2 separate regions of the Homo sapiens genome follow, and region 2 is linked to region 1. Evidence: chromatin loops called from intact Hi-C (ENCODE). Cell type or tissue: PC-3. All regions are shown on one strand. Each heading gives the region's core, and the rest is flanking DNA. Links, peaks and the distances in the headings are about the cores only.

Region 1 (8,563 bases), core at 291-8,290:
TGAAAGTGCTGCCACCGAGGAAGGTAAGGAGGTTATGACAAAAAACACAGAACGTGACCCTCTGAACAGCAGGAGAGTAGAAACCGTTCTTGTCATCAGAAATTTCAGAGAGGAAGCTCACTCACTGTCCAGCTTCCCTCCCACACAATGGAAGCATAAAAATGGAAACCCATTTTGCACAAGAAATTAGCACGTTGCCCCTCAAGAGAATTATATCCTATGTTTGTTTCTGTAGGAGTGTCTAAACAGTTAAAACCATGTACCATTCACAAAAATCTATACATAAAACATGAATGTTTAGAAAGTGAACACATATAGAATGATATTTGTTTCAATTTAAGATGCCAACCTGGATACAAGTACACATTCAGTTTGACTAAAATTGCTGTAATAATAATCTAAAAGCAAAACTAAAGAAGGGTAGAAAAAGGAAGGTAACAGATTCCTGCCATTGATAATGGAAATCATAGCATGTAAACAAAGCCAATCCTGCTTGGGAAGTTCACCCTGAGCCTGCAAGGAATGTGGGGAGGCAGCATGGGGCGCCTGGATGTTACAGGTAGTTAGTTAGGCATGAGTGGGGCAGGAGAGGGCTCCCTTCCCCCCACCGCCCAGAATGTCAGACAATCTGGTATTGATTCAGAGATTATAACGTTGCCTCTCTAATAATAATGCATAATTCAGCAGCCTGAGATAGGGAGGTACAATCTCTTGCTGATCCACAGCTGTTAACATTAAAGTGTCAATTGAATGCAGGCACCAAGGAGAAGCAAAGAAGGTTTCCAATAAAATCTCAGGTATTGGGCAGGTGAACCCAGGTATGTGCATTGAGAGACAAAAGGGTGGAGTACGACCTTCCAGGGACACTCCAACAGAAACAGGAAGAAAGCGTCAGATGGGCATGCATACAACTTCCTAAACACACTGCGCATGCTCACTTCCGAAGTGTAAGGAGGGCACTGTGCATTCGGGCAGCCTATCCTAAGGGGAGAATAATGAGAAAGGGGCACAAGATGGCCGCCTATGAAGCCCCAGGATCAAGGTTAAATGCCACACTTGCTCTTCAAGTCACCTGCTTGGATCTCTTCCAAGTGTTCTTTCTTTTCTTTCCTGTTCTAAAGCCTTTTTAATAAGCTTCTACTCCTGCTCTAAAACTTGTCTTGGTCTCTTTTTCTGCTCTATGACCCTCAGTGGAATTTTCTTCTGAGGAGGCAAGAACTGAGGTTGCTGCAGACCAGCAGGGATTCACTGCTGATAACTCAAGATACCTTCCACCAGTAACTTGGAGATGACACCAAGAGACAACACAGGCAAAGGAAAGTGTATTAATTCTGTTTTAGGTGTAGAAACTGGAGTGATTGGAAAATAATTCCTAAAAGAAATTGAAAAGTCAAATTGTCAAGCAGTAAGTTCACCATCACATTTACCATAAAGCATGTAGAGAAATGGAAATATTTACACATCATGGTTGAGAGTGCAGGATTTGCAGTCAGACAGTTTCTGGCACTTAGTAGCTTTAGAAAGTGACTTAAGCCCTCTAAGCCCTCAGTTTTCACATCTATAAAATGAAGTAAATAATATAAGCCTCTCAGAAGTGGGGTGAGGGTTGAATGAAACAATATGTGAGTAGTTTAACACAGAGACTGGCACTGACTTAAGAAAGTATTGTGATAAAAGCAGCAGTGGAGAAAATATTTTGAATAGCTGTATGCATGGCAATCCTTTAACCTCTTTATTCATGGCAACTCATTTAATTGCCACAACAAATATGTAAGGTAAGTACTTTTATTATTTCCATTGTTATGGACTGAGTTGTGCTACCTTCTTCATTTCATATGTTGATGTCCTAAGTCCCAGTGCCCCATAATGTGACTGACTATATTTGGAGATGGGGTCTTTACATCGATAATTAAGTTAAAATTAGGTCATTAGGGTGGGCCCTAATTCAATATGACTGGTGTCCTTATCAGGAGGTTAGGACACAGACATGCAAAGAGGGAAGACCAGAAAGAAGGTATAGAAAAAAAAAAATTGTTATCTACAAGCCAAGGAGAGAGGCCTCAGAAGAAACCAACTCAACAAATTTTAAAAGATGTATTTTGGAGAACAAAACTGTTAGAATATATTTAGAACAGAAAAAAACCATTTCTTCTAGAACTAAGTTGGTCTAAAAGTGCATATCTTGGTAAGGCTCTGTGAGGAAATGACCTAATCTGGAGAGAAGCTGCTGGGACACTCATCTGTGTGTGGCCTGTGGCTCACAGGGGCAGGTATTCTCAGAACGCACATGGGATAATCACCATCCTGGTGTGTCCAGGCTCTGGGAACAGGCTCTTCCTCGTGGCTTTCACATGAGTTTCCTGGTGGGCTATGTAGTCACTTTTCTGCATCCTTCTTTTAAAGGCTCATGAATGTCAAAGTAACACAGACCCTGAGATGAGGCAGGAAAGTTGTATCGGAATGTTTTCAGACTATCAACCAGACCAAACGTTCTGGAATCCATAAGATCCAGGGCTGGGGATAAATTTAATCTATTAATTATTCTTCTGAAGTTGGCAGCTTTGAAAAAGATGCCCTGAGTCAGCATAGTCATTCCAACCAAAAAGAAAAAAGGGAAAAAATAATCATCTTTCCCAACCCTTAAATCGTCCAGCACTAACCAGACTCTGAGACCCTCTGCAGCAGCAGCCTATCAGTGCAGCCACATCCTCTCTGAGCGGATATGACAAACCCCAGGGGTGAAGCGACCTAACCTATGAGCCGCCACACACACTCAAGATGCCCCAGACACCCTGCACTCCGATCTTACTCGTTCCTTTACTGTTTTCATCCTAATTGCCCTCTTACACATTTGACCACACATTTTTGGTCTTGGTGGTTGTATTAGTTTTCTGTTGCTACTATACAAATTGCCACCCATTTAGTGGCTTAAAACAATGCAAATGTATCACCTTACAGTTCCGTAGTTCAGAAACCAACATAGGTATCACCCAGCCAAAATCAAGGTGTCGGCAGATCTGGGTTCCTTTCTGAAGGCTCCAGGGGAGAATCGATTTTCTTACCTTATGGGTTGTTTTCCTCTATCTTCAAAGGCAGCACGTTCTGTTGCTCTGACCCTACTTGCGTACTCACAGCTCCCTCTAAACACTGCCGGGAAAGGCTCTCCACGTTTAAGGACCTGCGTGATTACATTGGACCCACCTGGGTAATCCACGAACTGCTTCCTATCTCAAGGTCGGCTGATTAGCAGCCCTAATTGCACCTGCAGCTTTAATTCCCATTTGCCATCTAACTGAACATCCACAGCTGTTACGGGTTGCAGGGATTATTAGCACCTGGACATCTTTAAGGAACCATTCAGCCCACCACTCCGATGTTCCACTAGAGGGCACTAACATATTCCTGTAATATAAACATTAAAATTCAGATAATGGTGGGAGGGAAAGTTTGATAAAATTGAATACTGTATTATCAATTTTAAAAACTTGATATATAAATATGTCTCATTGGGGTCTTTCAAAAGCTAATCATATAGTACAAGAAAATACATAAACTGGAGTGACTCTCAGAACTAAAATGGCCTGAGCGTAAGTGAAATAGAATTTGAAGTGAGGTGAGAATTCTGCAGTCTATTCCTGGGCTCAAAATCACATAGAAAAAAACAAAAAAAGGTTGCTTTATATTTAAAGGGACAAGGCGTAGGTTCTCTTACAGGGGTTTTTAGGAAATGGTTCATCAGTTTAGTAGGTGTTAGCTTAATTGCTTTTATCGGGATACTGTTGCCCCGGTTGGGTGGATGAGCAGTCCCTAAAAAGAGAAGGAAGAGAGCAAAGACCGAAAAAGTATGAAGGAGAGGAAGGGATGGCATGGCGTAGAATGAAATGCTTTTTCATCAAAATGCAAAGATGAAGGAGATGTTTCAGAGTGCCCGGCCGTCTAGAGGGTTCTGTTTACTTTCCATTCCCGCTGTTAGGGACATAGGAGTCTGCCCTACATTAGGGAAATGGAATAGAATAAGTTTCTAGAATTCCTAAATATGGTGGAATTGGGTAGAAAAGATCAGAGGGAAGGTTGTAGGGAGGAAGGGTGGGAAAGTAAAACAACTGGCTCCTACTGTAAGGCTATTGGAGCCTCAGGCTAACAGCATCATTTTAGTACCTTGGTTGAGGTAGAAAAGGAAACGAGAGCAGAATAGCCTCATAGTCAAAGGAACACAGAAGGAGAAACCACATTGCTGAGGAGAGTGAATTAGCTGGTAGAGGGACAGAATATAGAATTAGCTACCTCCTAAATCTTGAATTAATCTAATATGAAAAGACATTGGGAAAAATTATAATACTCTGAAGTGTAATTATGTACCTGTTCAACTTTGAAACACCACGGAATGTTGGGAAATCCAATATCCACTAATAGTGAGCTATGTGGACGCGAGTAAATTCTGAAAGATTTTGCTATTTGGATGTCAAGGTTTACTAAGTAACATGAAATTATTTACTTGCAGTGGGTTTTTAGAATGAAAGTTGTTTTCCCTCTCTTAAGAACACCCGAATTCACAGCTAGGATATGGAGGATTTGCCAGGAAAATGCAAACACCTGTGGCTGAAGTAGAGCCAAGCTCTCTCCCTACATTTTTTTCCAGAAAGCAGTGGTGAAGAAATAGAAAAAGAGAGAATACTCCTCTTAGATCAGAGCTAAGGTCCTGATAGCAATCACTCCTTTCTCAATGCATGGAATGGAAACTGTTAGAGCTGCACCTCTCACCATGAAGGGGTCTGGGGGCAAGGAACTCATCTCTGAGGTTTGAGAGTAGGCCTGAAAACCGGGAAGGGGGCTCCTTCTTGTCTGGAGATGATAATGATTTGGCAAAAACAATGACGGGCTCTGTGAGGCTCTACTTGTGGTAGGAAGCTTTTGGGAAGAAAGGGGTAGCCTCCTTCTATTCCACCATCCAGGAATACATTCGTTCCTACAAAGTACAAGAAGGATTCAAAGGTATACATGTGTCAAAAATCACAATGAGCACTGTAAATATATGCAATTTTTATTCATCAACTATACCTTAATTTTAAAAATTAAGAAAAGTTCAAAGGTGTTCGAGGAGGAAGGCATTCTGGGGAATCCTAGGAAAGTCACCTCAATGTAGGAAGAACATATTCAGGCAGAAAAGAGAGCAGTACCAGCAGCTGCTGGAAGATCTAAGAGAAGCTTGACACTCCTGGCCCCAAACACTGCCTGGCTACAACACGATATCCAGGGACAGATACCTTCCATGTACAGCAAGCTGTGGAGTGGCAAGAAAGCAAAGCACGTACCAAAAGCAGGCAGGAAGCAGAGCTGGCTGGTAAGGCTCTGAGGTTACTGCAGGAAGCAGGTGTTGCCTCTGCCTTTCACCAGCTTCTTCTGGAGAAGAACAGAGAAGGGGAAAAGAAGAAAGATGCTCCAGATACCATCTTTGGTGGAAACAGCTGCTAGCTCTAGCAATGATGACTAAGTCAATTTTGCTAAAGAGCAAAGAAGCTGTGTGTCTTGGATTTTAAACAGCAATAGACTAGCAAAATAATCTATGATGTGAATCTGAGATTTTACACCCTAGACTCTTTTAAAATGTAGTGACTAAAAATATATACCAGTGGATAAATGAAGTCAGGGATATACTTGAAATTTTTTCTGCCAGAGTAGAAATGACTTCAAAATATATGATAATGCAGCTTTCATGTAATCCCAGCTACTGGGGAGGCTGAGGCAGGAGTATTGCTTAAACCCGGGAAGCGGAGGTTGCAGTGAGCCAAGATCATGCCACTGCACTCCAGCCTGGGTGACAGAGTGATACTCTGTCTCAAAAAAAAAAAAAAAGATAATGCAGCTTTCAATATTATAAGCTTTATGTTCTCACACTTCTAAGTGATAATCAAATGTGTTACACCACTTTATACCCTGAGATCCAAAATACATAAATATTTGACAGTTTGTACAAGACTGTATTAATAAGAAAATGTGGCACATGTATAAAGAAAGGAATCTCACAGATTAAGGAAAATGACATTGATTACAAATGTCCTCAGCCTGAGTTGGCTGTGTTGCGTTTGTACACTTCAGCCCTCTGAGCTGAAGTGGGAGTGGTTTCTCTCCTGAAAATGTTTCTGAGGCCCAAATAGCTGAAGAGGTGGAGACGTTACAGAAACCACCTGGAGCCCCCAGAACTGGCAGACACCTGCCTGATGCTGCCATGGGCCCCCAGCTCCTTGGCTATGTGGTCCTTTGCCTTCTAGGAGCAGGTGAGTCCCAGAACACATAGGCAACTTTTGGCCTTATTTTGTAGGCCTCAGCCCAAGGCATCTCCTAAAGGCTTAAGCATTGGAGATCCCCTTCAGCGCTGCCTCTAACTCTGTCCCCTTCCTTTACAGGCCCCCTGGAAGCCCAAGTGACCCAGAACCCAAGATACCTCATCACAGTGACTGGAAAGAAGTTAACAGTGACTTGTTCTCAGAATATGAACCATGAGTATATGTCCTGGTATCGACAAGACCCAGGGCTGGGCTTAAGGCAGATCTACTATTCAATGAATGTTGAGGTGACTGATAAGGGAGATGTTCCTGAAGGGTACAAAGTCTCTCGAAAAGAGAAGAGGAATTTCCCCCTGATCCTGGAGTCGCCCAGCCCCAACCAGACCTCTCTGTACTTCTGTGCCAGCAGTTTATCCACAGTGTTGCACAGCCAGCTGCTCTCTGCACAAAAACAGAGGGTAGCTGCAAGAACAAGGAGACTCCTCCTTCAGGAGACCCCTCACCGACCAACAGGATAAACTTCCTCCATCATCCCACAGAAGCCCTTCCCCACACGCCAGCCTCAGGGACTCTGCAATGCAGCCACTCTGTGGAACCAGGGGTCCATCCTCTACCTGCTGTACCAATGAGGTTTCAAAGTTGGGCAGGACAAGCTCACTGAGTTAGGTCTAGTGCCAGGGTACACTCTCCCATCCTTTCTTCTTGTGGAGCTTAAATCTTTAAATTCAACTAAACTGTTGCCCAAACTGAAGACTCCATTTACAATCTAATGGGTCTCAACAATATTTGGTTCTGTATTCCAGGTCCTATTTATTCTGGAGGTTTTGTCACTTGGAGGAACACCATGTTTGGAGTTATTTATGAAACCCAGCACCTCCTATTTTCTTCCTCTCAGCAGATGGTCCAAATGCCCAAGCCAGAGATGCAAGACTGATCTTCACTCTCTCTCTGACTTTCTCCTTCCACACCAAATCCACTACCCTATCCTGCATTTTTCTAAGTACTAAATTCCTCACAAATTTTACTAACTTTTCTAATTTCACTGATCTCACCTGGATCACTTTAGCCACCTTCCAAGTAGCCACCCTACCTGCAAGCCTGCACCTGCTCCCACCCAAAACCACTCCCTCAAGCTTAAAACCCTTTGGTTTATTTCTATTAACTAGCTAAAGTCTCAAGTTTATGTTAGTTTGCAAGTCTCTCAGCCCCTCCATGATGTGACCTTTGCATATCCCCCACCTTTCTAACACTGACTTCCCTTATCCTTCAACTACCACAACTGCCTGCATCTACTCCAGAAACATCCCATTTCTCGCACATCCCCAAATATGTCCACTGCTGACTCACTCCTGGGTCTTTATCTACAATGGTCACTCTACCCAGAATACCATTTCTCTCTCTGGTATTCATCTGTTCTTCCAGCTGCTCTTTTTGTGCAGACTGCAGCTGGCTGTGCAGCACTGTGGATAAACTGCTGGTGCAAATGTACAGAGAGGTCTGGACTGGGCGACTCCAGGAATGGGGGAGATTCTCCTTCATAGACCAATTTAGAAGTCACTTCCTCCAAGACGATTGCCTTGAATCATTGACTGGATTATTTCTCCGCTGTGTGTTCTTCTAACAGCCTGAACAGAGCTAACACCAACACCGAGACACCACCATGAACTCACCAGCCATTGACTTCTCTGTTCTATAGCTTTTTGCCTCTTTGGAATAGGCATGTCATGGGTGCAGGTATGACGTCCTTGAACTTGGTTTGCTAGACCCTACATTAAGCCTTTTTCTGGTGGTTACACATCAGTATATTTCCTAAGTTCTCTCTTTTTAGCCACAATGTCCATGAATGCTGGTGTCACTGAAATTTCAGTTTATCAAGTTTCAGAGTCAGAATATAAAGTTCTATATTACAACCAGAATATGTTTTATGACCAATATGTGCTGAGCCAGACAAGAGGCAGGAATGAAGCTCCAACTAATCTATTTCTCAGTTGGTGCTTGGAGTACAAACAAATAGAGAGTCTCTAATAGACCTGTGTCTCTTGAGATAAGACTGAGCATTTCTTTTTTTTAATATATATATACTTTAAGTTCTATTTCTTGCAACCTCCAGACATCCAGCCCTTCATAGACACTGCCAGCCGTTAACCCGAAGCCCTGCACAGCCACTTCCTCTCTGAACAGAAAAGACTGCCACAAGGGGAGAGACGGTCTTACCTTCCTGAGCCTGCCCTTGCCAGAGGAAGCCACTGCCACCGCAGAAGCACTTAGGAGCCTTTCCC
Region 2 (8,247 bases), core at 248-8,247, 130 kb after region 1:
AGAATCTTGAATGTCTCACAAACTAGCTTGTCTCTCTGCCAACTAGTTTCTTAGCAGCCTTTTTATTATTATTATTATTCAGTGGCATTTAGCAGACGGAAAAACCCTAGATCACAGAGAAAGGCTCAAATTATAATCATACACAAACTTATCTGAGTTCCAACAAAAAGTCTTAAAGGCCCTAGTCACTTATTTATAAACACATGAAATTATTTGTTTCCATTTGGAAAAATAGACTGACATAACTGGAGAACACACTTATTACTCATAAAGCAGACGAAGCAAAAGTAGACATTTGACATATAATAAAACAACTTCAATATAATTAATGTAAATTACAGAAAGTTCCCATTTTTAGGAGTGTTGGATCCACCATCCTTACCACCACCACCACCATTACCACTACCACTAACATTAAAAAAAGAAAAAGGTGTTTAACTGGAAGCAGAATTGTTTTATAAAAATGCTTACAGAATAAAATTTTGTCAATATACTTCTGAGTGTTCAGAGTTTAAAGCATTCACCAAGGAAGCTATTCTAGAATCTCAAATTGTCTAGTTTTAAATAAGAAAAGAAAACTAAAAATAGAAGCAGACCTCATCCTTTTTTTCTTGTTGACCTCTTAGAACCGTCAGTTGCATACAAAGTTATTTCTAATTATAAGATATAAAAGTTCATAATACTTCCCACTCACTTGGCTTATTTGAAGTCTATTACAAGATATGTATAGATTCTCGTAGGAAACTTTGTTAACTTACCATCGCTATTAGTCTTCAGAATGAATTACATAAAATCAGAATGCATTGCTATGCCCCTTTGTAATCAGCTGCTTTGCTCAATTGCTACCAAATTCAAATTAAAGCAAATGATGGCTTTTGGAGACCATTAGGAATAATTATCCTTTCTACAATCCATAATTTGATCGTGGATAATTATGTGATGTAACAATAGAATAATTAGACTTATTTCTCTATCTGTGTTTGTGTGTGGCCTAGTCATGCCACATTTGCCAAATTATATTTTTAAATGACCTATTAAAATTATTCATCTCTATAAATGTAACTGCTAGAAAAGATTTAGATAATTGCAATGGATGTGTTACTCAAGATTGTATTTTATTTTCCTTTCTTATTACTAAAAATATTAATTTCAGTAAAAATGTTTTATACTGAATTATTTCAATGGGCTAGATACTATTAGTAGATAAGTAAGCAAATCTGACTTGGAAATCATTATGGAACATCAGTCCTGGGGAGGAGAAAGACAATCGTCAAAAACCACACAAATAAATACAGATTTACAATTGGAAACATGATGAAAGAAAAAACAGTCTTCTGTGAGTGAGTGTGATTGAAACAGCAACCTGTGAACTAAGATTTTTTTATTGTGGTAAAATATACATGACTTCATATTTATCATTTTAACCACAATTCACTGCCATTAAATATATTCACAATGTTGTACAACCATTGCCACCGTCTACACCCAAAATGTTTTCAGCATCCTCAACAAAAATTCTCTACAGATAAAACCATAACTCCTCCTTCTGCCCCTGGTATCTTCTATCTATTTTCTGTCGCTACAGATTTGCCTACTCTTGCTACCTGATCACTACAGTCTGAATGTTTGGGTCCCCTGAAGTTTTGTATGTTGAAATTCTAGCCCCCAAGCGGATGCTAATAGGAGGTAGGGCCTTTGGGAGGTAATTAGGTCATGTAGTCAGCGACTTCATAAATTAGACTAATGGCCTTATAAAAGAGGCCCAAGAAAGACCTCTTACCCTTCTGCCACGTGAGGATGCAGCAAAAAGATGACCATCTGTGAACCAGGAAGCGAGCCCTTATCAGACACTGAAGCTGTTGGTGTCTTCATCTTAGACTTCCCGTCCTCCAGAACTGTGAGAAATAAATTTTTGTTGTTAATAAATTTCTGTTGTTAATACCAGTTTATGGTATTTTGTTCTAGGAGCCTAAACAGACTAAGACACTGATACAACTGGAATCACACAGTATTTGTCCTTCTGTCTCTGACTTATTTCACTAAGTATGTTTTCAAGATCCATCCATCTTGTAGCATGATATAGTTTGGATGCTTTTTCCCCTCCAAATCTCATTTGGAAATGTAATCCTTCAATGCTGGAGGTGGGCCTAGTGGGGAGTGTTTGGGTCATGGAGGCAAATCTCTCATGAATGGCTTCATGCTGTCCTTGCAGTAATGAGTGAGTTCTCAGTCTGTCAGTTCATGCGAGATCTGGTTGTTGAAAAAACCTGGCATTTCCTCCCATTCTCTCTGCTGGCTCCTATTCATCTTCCACCATGACTGGAAGCTTCTTGTGGCCCTCACCAGAAGCAGATGTGGACACTATGCTTCACGTACAGCCTGCAGAGCTGTGAGCCAAATAAACCTCTTTTCTTTATAAATTACCCAGCCTCAGGTATTCCTTTATAGTGACACAGAACAGACTAATACAGAACACATACCATTCTGGCTAACACGGTGAAACCCCGTCCCTACTAAAAATACAAAAATAAAATTAGCTGGGCTTGGTGGCGGGCTCTTATAGTCCCAGCTACTCGGGAGGCTGTGGCCAGAGAATGGCATGAACCCGGGAGGCGGAGCTTGCAGTGAGCTGAGATCATGCCACCTGCGCTCCAGTCTGGGTGACAGAGCGAGACTCCATCTCAAAAATAAATAAATAAACATAAATAAATAAATAAATTACATTCTTTTTATGAGTGAATAGTATTCCATTGTGCTTGTATACAACATTTTGCTTATCTATTTATCTGTTGATGGGCATGGATTGTTTCCACCTCTAGGCCATTGTGAATAATGCTGCCATGATGATGGGTGTACGAATATCTGTTCTAGTCCTTATTTTCAATTCCTTTGGGTATACACCTAGAAATAGAATTGCTAGATCATATAGCAATTCTGCATTCAATTTTTTGAGGAACTGCCATACTGTTCTCCACAGTGGCTGCATCATTTTACATTTCCCTCCAGTGATGTACAAAAGTTCCAATTTCTCCACATCCTCACCAACACTTTTTACTTGCTGTTTTTTTAAATATAATGGCTATTATATTTTAAAACATTTTAATTATATTATTATTTTTAAAAATTATATGTTATTATATATAATATATTGTATAATAGCTATTATATATTACATACAATATAATAATATATATTATATATGTAATACAATAGATAATATATATCATATATATTATATAATAGTCATTATATATTTTTTATATATAATGGCTATTATATCCTAGAAAGCATAAAGTGATACCCCATGATTTTAATTTTCATTTCACTAATGAGGCTGAGCATCTTTTCACATACTTATTGGACTGTATATCTGCTTTGCAAAAGTGTCTATTAAAGTTTTTGACCACTTTTGAATTGCTTTGTGTTTTGTTGTTGAGTCTTAGGAGTTCATTATATATTCTGGATATTAATTCCTTAGCAGATATATAATTTGAAATTATTTTCTCCTATTTGTTAGGTCGTGTTTTTGCTTTCTTAATAATATCCTTTGATGCACAAAATTTTTTTAATCTTGATGAAGTTCAATTTATCTACTTTTTGTTTTGTGGCCTGTGCTTTTGGTATAATATTCATAAAAGTGTTGCTAAATCCAATCTATTGAGGATTTTTCCTAATGCTTTCTTCTAAGAGTTTTATAGTTTTAGCTCTGAAGTTCAGGTTTTTTTTTTATCCATTTTGAGTTCATTTCTGTATATGCTATAAAATAAGGGTCAAACTTTGGTCTTTTGCATGTGGATATCCAGTTTTCCCTGGAAAAAAACTGTTGAAAAGATTGTCCTTTGCCACTGAATAGTCTTGGCACACTTGTAGAAAATCAATTGACCGTGTATGTGATGGCTAACTTCTGGGCTGATAACTGATGTTTTAAGGATGGACTGGAGTTAAATTAGTCTGGCATTTAAAGTCTGTTTGGGGTAATTCTGAGTTATTCAATTTACTCTGGTTTTCCAGCAGCATAATATAGGGTGACACTAAATCCATTCTTCTTCCTCATCCTGCAACCAATGTGAGTCATAAATATGCCAGTTTTTATTTTTTCTAGTATCCAACAGGTCATGATGATTCAGAAAAGCAAAACTCCCAAGGCCACCTATTAATTCTCATAAATAGTACAGAATAAAGTTGCAAGGAAGAAGAACCTAATTATCTAACAGTTAGTGAAGCCCACCTTGCCCACAATAAGATTAGTAATTTACGCTATAATCAAGAGCAGTATCAGAAAAATTTCTTCCAGGCAATTAAAAGATTTGTGGCAGGAGAAGGGAAGGGGAGTTGGAGTTGTCAGTGGGGATTTAATGACAGTTAACGGGGGAAATTTCTGTAATTTGAACTAATTATATTTTAGATTTTTATTATCTATCAAATGTCTCTTCTTCATTAATTTACTTTGAAGGAAGGAATATATCCAGTTAAGGAATTTACTCTATTTTCCAATATGAAAATAAATAATTTCATGTCTTCACTTAAAGGGATTAAAATTTTATGCCTATATTTTTGTTGAATTTAAATATGAGTAGACCATGATTTTAAAAATCGTGTCCCACTTTCAAACTGCATCTTTTTAGGTTTCTAATAAATAAAAAGTGGGCTCATTTTCAAGTTATATACCTTTTCATGATTGCTGCTTTAGCTACACAAAGACTTAGATGAAGTTTGAAATTATTGCTTGTAAGAGCCTAATCAATTTTATAGACAAGTCAACATCACCTTCCTGTCTCTCCTTGGGTTGTGAAGGTGCAGGGAAGAGGAGGAGAAGAGAAAAGGTGGGAAACAGGGTAGGGATGGCAATTCCCCCCCTCCAATTACGTGTGTGAGTATGTTTATTTAAACTCCATGATTTAAATATTTCAAAATTATACATTTAATTTTAACAGCATTCATTTGTACTGTCACTGATGGTTGCATTGCTATTTGAAAAGTGAAATGGTCAAGTGCCCCCAAAATATTGTGTCTCTTTTATGTAAGACACAAAAAAATTGTGTTTTCTTTTACATAAATGTTTCTAGAAATGCAATAGACAACATTTATGTGTATTATGAAATGGGAGAGAAGTTTTTTGCTACATGAAGAAATTTCATGACGTACTTATTCCAATGACTTACCATAGAATTGTTCTGGAATATTATGCTTATTAAGACCTTGTACTTGGTTTGACATCTGTCACTTTAATTATGCTTTCTGTATTTTAAGGCTTTCTTGTTATCTTTTACCTATTTTGCTTTTGGATGAAGGAACCATGTCCATTTGCTTGTATCTTTTATCCATGACTTGTGAGGCTAACACCCTATTTTAAAGATAATCTTTCATGATTATCTTAGAACATTAAAATTCTTTTACCTAATTATGTCTGCAATAACTATTGACTTCCTCTGATGGATGTCAAGGAATTTTTCACTGATGACATCCCTGTCTTTGCTATTTCTCTTTTATATTTTGCATTATGACAACCTGGATATTTAAAATATTCTTTTAAAAACAGACTTTGTTATTATACTTACATATGATATTTTACTTTTGTCATCATAATTACCCTCAATTACTTAATTTTCCTCTTACTATTGATTCATGATTTGCAAGTTTGTATTTTGTTTTGTGTTTTATTTATCCTACAATTTTAGATAGTTTAAGTGATTATAACCACTTTTTCTCAATCACATCTTCCCTAATGAAGAATGCAATTGATTATTCATCTCCTAATTGTTCAGAGCACATTTGTAATGCATCTTGCTGGAAAACAGACTTGAGTGGCAAATTTTCTAAGAATTGCAGATTTGAAAATGGCCTCATCTTGCCTTTTGAGAATAATTAGCCCTTGGCTAAAGATCTAATGTCTGCGTCTGTATCTATTAGAGATGTGTGAAGTTGCAAGTAACACAAATTGCAATCACAGGTGTTTATTTTCCTCATGCAACAAGAAGTCTAGAAGTATATGGTCGCTAGCTTTGGCTCAGATGCCAATATGGTGCTGGAACTCCAGCCCTCATGTCTGTGGTAGGCAGAATATTGGTCCCAAAGATGTCTACATCCTAATCATTGGGACCTGTTGATACGCTCATTTACATGTCAAAGGAAAATGAAGGTTGCTAATCAGCTAACCTTGAGATGGGGACATAACCCTGGATTATCCCGGGGGGCCCGAAGTAATCACACAAGTCCTTAAAAGCGGAAGAAGAGGCCGGGCACGGTGGCTCACATCTGTAATCCCAGCACTTTGGGAGGCCGACGCGGGCGGATCACGAGGTCAGGAGATCGAGACCATGCTGGCTAACACGGTGAAACCCCGTCTCCACTAAAAATACAAAAAATTAGCCGGGCATGGTAGCGGGCGCCTATAGTCCCAGCTAGTCGGGAGGCTGAGGCAGGAGAATGGCGTGAACCCGGGAGGCGGAGCTTGCAGTGAGCCGAGACTGCTCCACTGCACTCCAGATGTTGCTGGATTTGAAGATAAAGGAGAAGACCTCAAACTAAGGAATACAGTGGCTTCCAAGAACCACACTGGGAAAAGTGAGGAAACAGACCCTCCTTAGTGACTCCAAAAGGAACACAGCCCTATCAATACCTGGATTTTAGCCCACGGAGGTCCACTTCCGACTTCTGATCTTTGGAACTGTAAGATAATAATTATGTGTTGTTTTCAACCACTAAGATTTTTTCTGGCATTGATAGAAAACCAATGCAATGTTTATGTTTATTTCAAAGTAAGACAGAGGAGAAGAGGCCGTGCCGGGGAATTTGATTATACCGGGAATTCTAAATTTAAGTTTAGGATTCCCTGGCTAATTTTCATATTTTTAGTAGAGACAGGGTTTCACCATGTTGGCCAGGCTGGTCTCAAACTCCTGGCTTCAGGTGATCCACCCTCCTCAGCCTCCCAAAGCGCTGGGATTACAGGCGTGAGCCACCACGCCCTGCCTGACTGTTATGTTTGTCTTCCCCCCGCCACTGTCCCTTTTTATCTCAACCTTTTAATATAGCTTCCACATCTGCTTTTAACTCATTAAGAATATAAAGTGAAGACTTTTTCTTTGAACTCTTACATCTTCATTCCTTTTCTACTTTGCTTCAGATTGTTAAAAGATCTCAAGTGCTGTCGTTGCTGTTTACTCATTCTTCATGTTGACTAGCTCCACTTTGTCGGTGGTGCTTTAAGTTCTGATGGGATAGATTCTCAGAATCCATTTGAATGTAGAGAGAGACGTATACTATAAGACAAGAGAATATGGGAACCAGGAAATGTGTCAGCCACATCTACAAGTAGAAGGCAGATCTCATAGAAATGCAGGCCACCCTTTCAGTTTAGGAAATGCAAATGTTTTCAGAGAGCACTATCTGGAGGCGCAGCTCCAGAAATAGACTGCATTCTACTGGAAGAGCCGACCAGGGGACCATCTGCTCCACATCATAGATCATCCCATCTCCTATATGCACCTGAATGGAAAAGATACAAACCAGGAAAGGAGCAAAGAATGGTGTGGAGTGTTGATCACTTCTGCTCTGCATATGAGGACTGCCCTGCCCAAAATCTTATTAAAATCTAGAATGTTTTCAAGTCCTATTGTTTGTATGGGTAACTGCAAAGGATTTGTTATTTTTCTTTTGAGATCATGTCATGGTTATTTTAGAAAGAGGACACTCCTAGCATTTCCCTTCACTCCACTAACTTCCTGGGGACCATCTTTGAGCATTAAACCTATGTAAAGACAGTGGTCTGGGGGAAAGTACCAGCAAGTATATCCTATAAAAAGGAGATAGAGATCTCTGTTGATTGCAGGGAAAAATGTAGATTACCGTGATCATTTTATTTCATTTGTGGCAGAGGCTGCTGTTCCCCTGGCTAACACGCTTTCTTTCTTCCTCTCTTAGGTTTAACAGCTTTAATTTCATTTTGTGCAGCATGTATTTTGCAGGTTTCAAGCAGGTAGGGGTGGTCACGTGACACTGTCCTGGCCAATAATACATATGAAGTCACTGAATGGATCTTCCAGAAAGGTTCTTTGAACAGTGCTAATTCAGCTGGATGTAGCGTTTTAATCCTGTTCCCTTCTTTTTCTTGCCTGAAATTTGTAGACCTCATAGCTGGAGCTCTGGCTAAAATGTTGACAATCTGAGAACAAGTCCTCATCCTAAAGTTGGAGTCTTGTTGACTTGGGACCTTCATCGTATTTCTGTGTTATCTAATTTGTTTAA

Evidence for each region. A loop is a pair of places that touch in the nucleus more often than their neighbours do. Peaks named below come from ENCODE experiments on the same cell type or tissue, not always from the same donor. Only the 100,000 strongest peaks of a DNase experiment are listed, where the experiment ranks them.
Region 2: it touches region 1 in a loop (4-fold over the local background); 2 of 110 quality-filtered maps call a loop at or near these places.

The regions. Positions count from the first base shown.
Region 1 is chr7:142,709,163-142,717,725 of GRCh38, forward strand. It overlaps TRB, the pseudogene TRBVB and TRBV27. Among named protein-coding and RNA genes, the nearest start is that of PRSS1, 36 kb to the right of the region's middle. In PC-3, for the core only: a CTCF peak has its summit at 3,392 (motif pointing right); a DNase peak (open chromatin) is centred at 3,359; H3K27me3 peaks cover 557 bases.
Region 2 is chr7:142,843,476-142,851,722 of GRCh38, forward strand. No RefSeq gene overlaps it. Among named protein-coding and RNA genes, the nearest start is that of EPHB6, 7.5 kb to the right of the region's middle. In PC-3, for the core only: no CTCF peak of the experiment used is centred there; no DNase peak of the experiment used is centred there; H3K27ac peaks cover 408 bases.